Linked DNA regions of Homo sapiens: regions 2 and 3 are each linked to region 1. The links are chromatin contacts, found by Hi-C in ENCODE. All regions are on one chromosome and are shown on one strand. The core of a region is the stretch at or near the end of the contact, and the rest is flanking DNA. Distances in the headings are between cores, read along the strand shown. Region 1 has its middle 28 kb from the start of GREB1. Region 2 overlaps LPIN1 (lipin 1). Region 3 has its middle 16 kb from the start of LINC00570.

Region 1 (2,870 bases), core at 250-2,749:
CGACATTACTTTTTGTTTTCATTCCTACACTATTCATTGAGCCCTTTCTTGTGCCAGACACAGCACTTTGGGCCACCTTATTGGCTCTGAGTAACAACTGCCTTGCAAGATAGGTGTGATCACATTCTTTTCATTTAATTTAATTTTATTTTTTGAGATAGAGTCTTGCTCTGTTGCCAGGCTGGAGTGCAGTGACGCCATCTCAGCTCACTGCATCCTCCATCTCCCAGGTTCAAGTGATTCTCTTGCCTCAGCCTCCTAAGTAGTTGGGACTACAGGAGCATGCAACCATGCCCAGCTAATTTTTGCATTTTTAGTAGAGACGGGGTTTCACCATGTTGGCCAGGCTGGTCTTGAACTCCTAACCTCAAGTGATCCACCTGCCTCGGCCTCCCAAAGTGCTGGGATTAAGGCATGAGCCACCGTGCCTGGCAGGTGTCATCACATTCTACCGAGATGGGGACTGCGGCGAGGGGAGTGTAAGTCAGTTTCCCAGCCTGCACTTGATCATGCTTCTCCTTTGCTTAAAATGTCTCCTAATGGCTCTGCATGCTCTTGGGGTGGAGAGCACATTCTGTCATGGTGCCTGCCAGCTCCTTCCTGTCTCTCCAGCCACTGGTCCTCTGGACAGAGCTAGAGTCTTTCACACAAGCAGTTCTCTCCAGCTCTTCTATACTTCCCTGAGAGTTTGTCCCACATCCTCAGGGATGTGAGGAATTCAATAATAATAAATCATTAAATTATAAAAACAATGAAAGTGTTCAGGCTGGGTACAGTGGCTAACGCCTGTAACCCCATGCTTTGGGAGGCCAAGGCAGGAGGATCACCTGAGGTCAGGAGTTTGAGACCAGCCTGGCCAACATAGGGATACCTGGTCTTTACAAAAAATAAAAACAAAAAATTAGCCGGGCGTGGTGATGGGTACTTGTAGTACCAACTACTGGGGAGGCTGAGATGGGAGGATTGCTTGAGCCCAGGAGAACGAGGGTGCAGTGAGCTGTGATCACACCACTGCACTCCAGCCTGGGAAACAGAGCAAGACCCTGTTTTGGGAAAAAAAAAAGTGTTCAAACTAACTTGTAAACGGACTTTGGAAGTAAAGCAGTAGTAAGGCATGCTGTAAATAAATATTAAATCAGGAAAAAGGATAATGTTTAACATCGGCGAACTCTCAGTTGTGATGCAGGGTGCAGAGAGGCAGAGCAATTTACTAATGGTTCTACAGTGAAGGAGCGACAGGGCTGGGTATCAAAGCCTGTTGCGTTTGTTTATTGCTACAACAAATATTTATTGAGCACCTGCAGTATGTCAGGCACCAAGAACAGACCTGTGAGCCCAGTGCACATGGTCCCCGTGCTCACGGGCCTAACATTCTCTGTGGTCTGGGAGTAATGTTTCTAGTCACAGCAAATCATCTCATGTGTTCTTGGTTGAGTATAGATGCTGGAATTTCCTGTCCTTGAGAAGCGTGGTTTGGTAATGTGCCAACAGGTAGTTACCATGCAGCTGAGCCAGGGTCAAATGGTTTATCTGGGGACTGGGCTTGTGGCCATAGCCTGAGGGGAACCAGTGACACCTTTTCTTCAGGGAGGCCAATGGTAAGAGCACCTGAGGCCCAGGAATCAGAGCTTCTCTCCCCATGATCTCCTTGGCAGGCCTTAGCATACCCAGACCAGTGGGCATTTTGTTCATTAGGTGATGAGAAACCTAGGTGGCCAGGGGAAAAGAGTGGAGATTTAGTTGGTGTATTTATTATTTTCTATTAGACCATCTGCCTTTGGAGTTGGTTAGGAATTAGAGGTGGATTTCCCCAAATTAGTTAGAAATGATCATACAGTCCCGTCTTCCCTTCCTTCATGTCTTGAAAGTTCATTATGCTAAAATGTGATGTGTGCTAGGGATGAGATCATGGAAGCTTGGGGAGGCTTGGGAACTGGCAGAATGACCAGAGTTGGAGCAGCAGAGCAGCGTGGAACCCTGAGCTCTGGACTCTCCATCCTGGGGAGGAGCCAACTTCCAGTCCCTGATACTGCACACACACTGCAGTGTGCAGTGGCAGACTGCACTGTACTGTGGATATCACACTTTGTTTTTCAGAACTTTCAGGATCAAGGTTCCACCCACGTTAAATACAACATGTGTTACATCCCTTTATATTTTGTGTGAAGCAATCAAAGAATATTGCTGATTTTGATATAGAATTACAAGATAATCAATAACTTATTATACAAAGAAATTAAAACAGAAATAATCCTTCTCTATATACCAGTTTTCTTGGTAGATGATATCACAAGCATTGGTATTTTTTCATGATTAATTATAGTAATAACAACAGTAACAGGTGGCTCACGCCTGTAATCCCAGCACTCTGGGAGGCCAAGGCAGGCGGATCACCTGAGGTCAGGAGTTTCAGACCAGCCTGGCCAACGTGGCGAAACCCCATCTCTACTAAAAATACAAAACTGAGCCAGGCGTGGTGGCAGGTGCCTATAATCCCAGCTACTCGGGAGGCTGAGGCAGGAGAATTGCTTGAACCCGGGAGGCAGAGGTTATAGTGAGTGGAGATTGCGCCACTGCACTCCAGCCTGGGCAACAGAGCAAGACTCCAAAAAAAAAAAAAAACCATAAACCGAAAAACAATAATGGCAACATAATAATAATAGCATCAAAAGTGGCCCTGTAGTGACTGCCTACTCTGATGCAGGCACTAGATCAGGTAATTTATATTTGGTATCAAGAAACCAAGAGTGAACATGCAAACTGTATTCTGTGTTTTATTAGTTCAGAGACCTTGCCCAGCCCTTGCAGTTCTATCAAATGGGTATTATTTTGACTAACAAGGGAGTCTCCTGGCATGGAGTTGCTGCCTG
Region 2 (2,870 bases), core at 187-2,686, 250 kb after region 1:
CGGCTCACTGCAAGCTCCGCCTCCCGGGTTCACGCCATTCTCCTGCCTCAGCCTCCCAAGTAGCTGGGACTACAGGCGCCCGCCACTACGCCCGGCTAATTTTTTGTATTTTTAGTAGAGACGGGGTTTCACCGTTTTAGCCGGGATGGTCTCGATCTCCTGACCTCGTGATCCGCCCGCCTCGGCCTCCCAAAGTGCTGGGATTACAGGCGTGAGCCACCGCGCCCGGCCTCCAAGGCCATTTTAAACTGACCTTAATCTTCTAGAGGTGGCTGGTGTTGGCAAAAATTGTGGGGTTAGGAAAGCTGTGGCAGGGGTTTTGAATTTTGGCAGTTCCAAGAAAGCAGCGTTTCTTGGCAATTTGTGAAGCCTGGAGATGGATTCTGCCAATTTTGGAATAAATGTGGAATTTTCTAATTTAATCGTGAGGCAAGAAACCATGTGACCTCTGTCACCTCATCCTGACAGTGTCCGCAGTGCTGTCCTTTCTGGAACTGTATGAAATTGCGGTCGTGAATGCTTTGGAGCGTCTGCTGTGTGCTGGAGTTCTACAGATGAGCTTAATTATGGGAACGCCCTCCTGTCCCTGGGCAAGGAGGGGGATGAGCAGGGTGGGGGTGTGCTGGAGGAGGAGACGCCTGCCACTTTGCCACCCTGGAAGCTCACTGCAAGAGCTGCAAAATTTCCCACCTGCCTAACACAGGCAGGGCTTTGGTGGCGGGACCCCAGGGCTGGCTGTTTTTGCTCTTTCATCACTTTTGTCAGGAAGTATTGAAAGACCTTTAAAAGGCCTCTGACTTGCAGGGCCTCTGACCTGCAGGCCTTTTAAAGCATCTCCAGCTTTTCTAGTGAGTTTTTGTATTTTGGACGGGAATGTCTCACGAACCCTGGCATGCCAAGAAAGTCCCCAATTTCCCAGCAGGTAGTGATGGATGCAGAGCTGTGCTCTTCTGTTTAAGAAGCTCCTCAAGGCACTCTGGCCAGGACAGTTTAACCACAGGGACGCTGGTGGACTCAGTCAATCCAGACCTGGCAGAGGGCAGCAGCTGCCTATAAGTGTGTGCCAGTTACAGCAGGGCGTGGGCTGCTGCCCAGGTGGCCTGACTTTCTGTCTGTGTTCCTTTCCCTGTATCACCCTGAGTCTGAGCCAGACTTCCTCTTTTGTCACAGGTAATTCATCACCCTTATCAACCGCCGTTAAGTATCAGTCCACAATGCTCTGAAAAGACTTCCTCTTTGCCGTAAGTGTAAATTACAGGAGGAAGCTAACACTATTTATAAATCAATTTCATTTTCATGCAAGTCTTATTAGTCATGATACCATTTTGGGCACTTCCTAGAAGCTTTTTGTGTTTTTAAATGCTTTGGATGAAAATCCTCATTTGTCTTGTAAACCTCCAAGGTGGATGTGATCTCGGCGAACACCAGTAACAGCGTGATGTTTGTGACTTTATCCAGTGCTGGGCGGACCACAGATAGAGTCCCCAGGTGCTGAGACACTGACTGTAGTGTGCTCAGAGGAGGGCGGCTAGGGCAGTGAGCAGGAAGCCCCAAAATCGTCCCTGTCAAGCCCAGCTGGGGAGCCGACAGTGCCTTCCCTAGAGGAAGGGTGCCAGGGGTGGTCATTTAGTTGTCCTGACATGATCCGTTGGCCCCACGAGCAGCAGCCAGGTCTGTATCTGAGAGCTGTAATTTCCTGCTGATAACAGGAACACAGATAAGGGGCACCCCATCCCAGAGTGATATTAGGTTGGCTTTTGAATCACCAGGCTCCTTGGATGTGCCTTAAGCCCACAGGTGCCCTTTAAGCACCTGCCGTGAGGGCAGATGTGACAGATCGTGTTTGCTCTCTGGGCAGTGAGTGGGTTTTGGGTAGCTTCTCTCCAGGAAATGATGAATCACTCGGAGCTGAGCAAGTGCCAGAGAAGTCTTCAATCACAGACTGAACCCAGGAGGGTGTTTCGGCCTTTCTAAGTCCTTAAGGGTTGTAGGGAAGGTTTTGAACAATGGCTTTTGACTTTACCTTCTGAGAGGCTCTGTCAGGGAGTGGTGATGCTGCGGGTGAGAGCAGTTTTGAAGGTGTCACATCCAGGGCCAACCCTGAGCCTTGCTTCTGTAGCCACCTCCTATGGGAGGTCATGACAATAATAAGATTTTGCATGTGTTGTCCAGGAGCAAAGACCTTTCCAAACTAGTCGTTGTGTTGACCACTGAGGATGACAGCCTGGTGGGCTCAGTCAGAGCCATTGTGTTAATACCCTGCTCCCACACACATAGCTGGTAAATGCCAGAAGTTAACACTCACAGCCAGGCCTTCCGACCCCCAATTTTGTGTCATTTCTGCTTTTCAGTCTTACCCTTAGGTGTCACAGCTGTTTATTTAAACTGTTTGCAGTGAATTTTGTTTGGGAGCATTGTCTTGTGAAATTTATGCTCTGGCAGAGAACAATTCCTGCTGTCTTCTTCATTTCTTCTAATTTTTTTTTTTTTTTTTGAGACGGAGTCACCCAGGCTGGAGTGCAGTGGCACGATCTCGGCTCACTGCAAGCTCTGCCTCCCGGGTTCACGCCATTCTCCTGCCTCAGCCTCCCAAGTAGCTGGGACTACAGGCGCCCGCCACCATGCCCGGCTAATCTTTTTTGTATTTTTAGCAGAGACGGGGTTTCACCATGTTAGCCAGGATGGTCTCGATCTCCTGACCTCGTGATCCGCCCGCCTCAGCCTCCCAAAGTGCTGGGATTACAGGCATGAGCCACCGCGCCCGGCCATTTCTTCTCATTTTTAAATTTTAGTGCTTTTCCCCCTCGTGCCCCGACTTGCCAAGCTACTTTGAGGGTGGTGGGTGCATCTTGCTGTTTTACACTCTGGAA
Region 3 (2,870 bases), core at 138-2,637, 130 kb before region 1:
GCTTAATAAAGCTGTTATTAAAAAACAATGGTACAGTACTTGAGAAAGAGAAACAATAAACCTTGGTAAAAAATAGGTTCAGTTTTATCTCAAAGCCCTATGGCTTCTCTACAGGAAGCCTTTGCTTTTGTTCTGTATCTCATGGTTTCTCTTCACAAGGCCGTTATGAAGCTCAGATGGCGCAATGGCTCAGAAGAGATTTGCAAAGGAATAAGCGAGAGATCAGAGCAGGGAACGCAGGTCAACAGCAGCCCCTCCTCCCTGTCTGCCTTCCCCTGAACCTCCGTGCAACCAGAGCCTCTGGGGAGAGGCAGGTACATCTTGTGTTTCTTTTCAGTGCAACTGTAGCTGGCCGGATGCCACAGGACATTTACTTTAAAAGAATATTTAAAAAATTTTTTTAGAAAAATGAAGGTCTCGGGACTGGGCACGTGGCTCATGCCTGTAATCCCAGCACTTTGGGAGGCGCAGGCGGGAGGATCACTTGAGGCCAGGACTTCAAGACCAGCCGGGGCAACATAATGATACCCCGTCTCTACAAAAACTTTTAAAAAATAGTCAGGTGCAGTGGTGAGTGCCTGTAGTCCCAGCTACGAGGGAGGCTGAGGCAGGAGAGTGGCTTGAGTCCAGCAGTTTAAGGTTGCAGTGAGCTGTAATCACACCACTGCACTCCCGCCTGGGCGACAGAATGAGAAAGAAAAAATGTTTTTAAAAAATTTGTCTCTAAGAAAAAATGTTTTTAAAAAACATTTTTTTAATGAAGGTCTAGTCATCAAGACCCAAGACCCCACTGTCTGGCAGGTCATCTTGGGGAATTCCTATCCATTTAGCTTCCCCAGGTCCAGGAACTTCCTTGGACCTCCTGGGTTGACTGCCCCCATGTTGCCCCGGCCAATGCTCAGTAACATTTGTTGAATGCCTGATTGTGGCCCACATTTAGAATTATTAGAGAAAGGCCGGGCGCAGTGGCTCATGCCTGTAATTCCAGCACTTTGGGAGGCTGAGGTGGGCAGATCACTTGAGGTCAGGAGTTCGAGAACAGCCTGGCCAACATGGTGAAACCCTGTCTCTACTAAACATACAAAAATTAGCTAGGCATGGTGGCACACACCTGTAATCCCAGCTACTCGGGGGGCCAAGACAGGAGACTGTCTCAAAACAAACAAACAACAAAACAGAATTATTAGAGAAAGAACATTTAAGGAAGTGAGAAAATGTGGTAAGGTATGAAACCTTGGCCTGTTGAAAGCCAAAATCACCTTCTGATTAGGAGGGGCCTGGCCTCCAACCTCCCTGGAGAACGGTTTGTTCCCCTCCTTTGCAGCCAGGTTGCAAACATTTATGACCCATTTAATCATGCTCAGTGTTTGGAGCCACACAGAGAGGGCTTCTGCAGGCTCGGACGTCATCTCGGGGCGAAGGGTGGTGTTTGATGTGTCACGCGATGAAATGCTCCCCACTCCACTCATGGTTATTATTTTTTTGCCTTTAAGCAGACAGAGTCCATCAGAGATTAGAACTCTGCCAGAGTTTCTGGGTTGAGTGATGAAGCACAAATGTTTCCCTTTCCAACGCTCTCGGAACTGTCAGCCTTATTTCTATGGCTGTCATTCTCTTATTCACAAAAACGAAACCGGGCTAAGCTGCCCTTCCTCCCTGGGCTTTTTCCAGCCTGAAGTCTCTGAAATAGCCATGTTTGTTGTAGCAGCAAGTGGGAATGTTGTCTGCTGTGATAAATGGCCCGTCCCTTCCCCTAAAATAGCCACTGGACTTCCTGGGAACTTTCCTCTCAGTCCTCTGATGAGGGAGGGTCTCGGTGGGCCTGTGGGGACTCAGCAGGGGCTACCTGGTTCAGGCTGGCTCCTTCTCCTTAAAAGCAGAACGAGGGCCCATTCGAGTCAGAATGAGCCCCTGCAGAGCTTCTTAACCGTATACAACCCCGGGCAAGCTATTTTGCCTCTCTGAGCCTCGTTTTCTCACCACATTTGGGCCAAGGAGAAGACTAAATGAGATACTATATGAAAGGTGCTGGGCCCAGATCAGACCCTTAATAAACAAGAATTCAGGCAGGCAGCGGTGAGGTTCTTGCCTGCTCCCTTTCACCCATAGATGCCTCCTGTCACTGCCTAGTGGCTGAGCTCTGGGAAGGGAGGCAGGGGACCCACCTCACTCCCTGCCCTGTGCGTACAGCCTAAGCCAGGCTCACTGAGTCCCTCACCACCTCCTTTGTTCAGTAAACATTGACTGGGCATCTGCTGTGCCCCAGAGCCTGCAGGAGGCCATGGGGACAAGGACAAGTCAGACATGGCTCTGGCCCTCAGTACAGAGATCTCTACAGGATGCAAGGGACCCTAATTGATCTGTTGTACAGTGGGAGTTCGAAATGCCATGGGCAGGAGAGAGAGAAGCCTGGCATTGACTGGAAGCTTCCAGAAAGGTTGCTTCTCTTACTGAGGCTGGGCCACACCCTGGGCTGTTGGGAGCCCCCCACCATGCCTTGTTTTGTTCAGCTCTGGCATACGGTAACCATGTATTACCAGCAGGAATTAAAGGAGCTTTAGGAAATCAGTGATCATTGAGACAGGGTCTTGCTCTGTCACCCACGCTGGAGTGCAGTGGCGTCATCATGGCTACACGTCATCATGGCTACATCATGGCATCACTGCAGCCTAGACCTTCTGGGTTCAAGCAATTCTCCCACCTCAGCCTCCCGAGACGCTGGAACTACAGTCATGCATCACCACACTTGGCTAATTTTTTATTTTTTGTAGAGACAGAATCTCACTATGTTGCCCAGACTGGTCTCGAACTCCTGGGGAGCCCAGCAGTTCTAAAAGCTGATTACCATAAAGGCATCTTGAGTTTGGGTC

What was found. Hi-C counts contacts between places; a loop is a spot of excess contacts on that map. Pooled maps may share reads with other maps.
Region 2: a map with no recorded cell type shows a loop between it and region 1 (2.0-fold over the local background). The contact joins two enhancer-like sites. A Hi-C loop is called at or near these places in 7 of 37 single-sample maps with no recorded cell type and 4 of 50 pooled maps.
Region 3: a pooled map shows a loop between it and region 1 (2.1-fold over the local background). The contact joins two enhancer-like sites. A Hi-C loop is called at or near these places in 3 of 37 single-sample maps with no recorded cell type and 3 of 50 pooled maps.

The regions. Positions count from the first base shown.
Region 1 is chr2:11,504,797-11,507,666 of GRCh38, forward strand. It overlaps a transcript of GREB1 not described here. Among named protein-coding and RNA genes, the nearest start is that of GREB1, 28 kb to the right of the region's middle. Within about 2 kb of position 1,500, at least 5 of the 41 ENCODE cell types and tissues checked have a DNase peak (open chromatin) inside an H3K27ac peak, as active enhancers do.
Region 2 is chr2:11,752,500-11,755,369 of GRCh38, forward strand. The region is part of intron 1 of LPIN1 (lipin 1); the gene reads left to right. Among named protein-coding and RNA genes, the nearest start is that of LPIN1, 7.3 kb to the left of the region's middle. RefSeq lists an enhancer at 1,296-1,505. Within about 2 kb of position 1,437, at least 27 of the 41 ENCODE cell types and tissues checked have a DNase peak (open chromatin) inside an H3K27ac peak, as active enhancers do.
Region 3 is chr2:11,376,789-11,379,658 of GRCh38, forward strand. No RefSeq gene overlaps it. Among named protein-coding and RNA genes, the nearest start is that of LINC00570, 16 kb to the right of the region's middle. RefSeq lists an enhancer at 1,413-1,622. Within about 2 kb of position 1,388, at least 11 of the 41 ENCODE cell types and tissues checked have a DNase peak (open chromatin) inside an H3K27ac peak, as active enhancers do.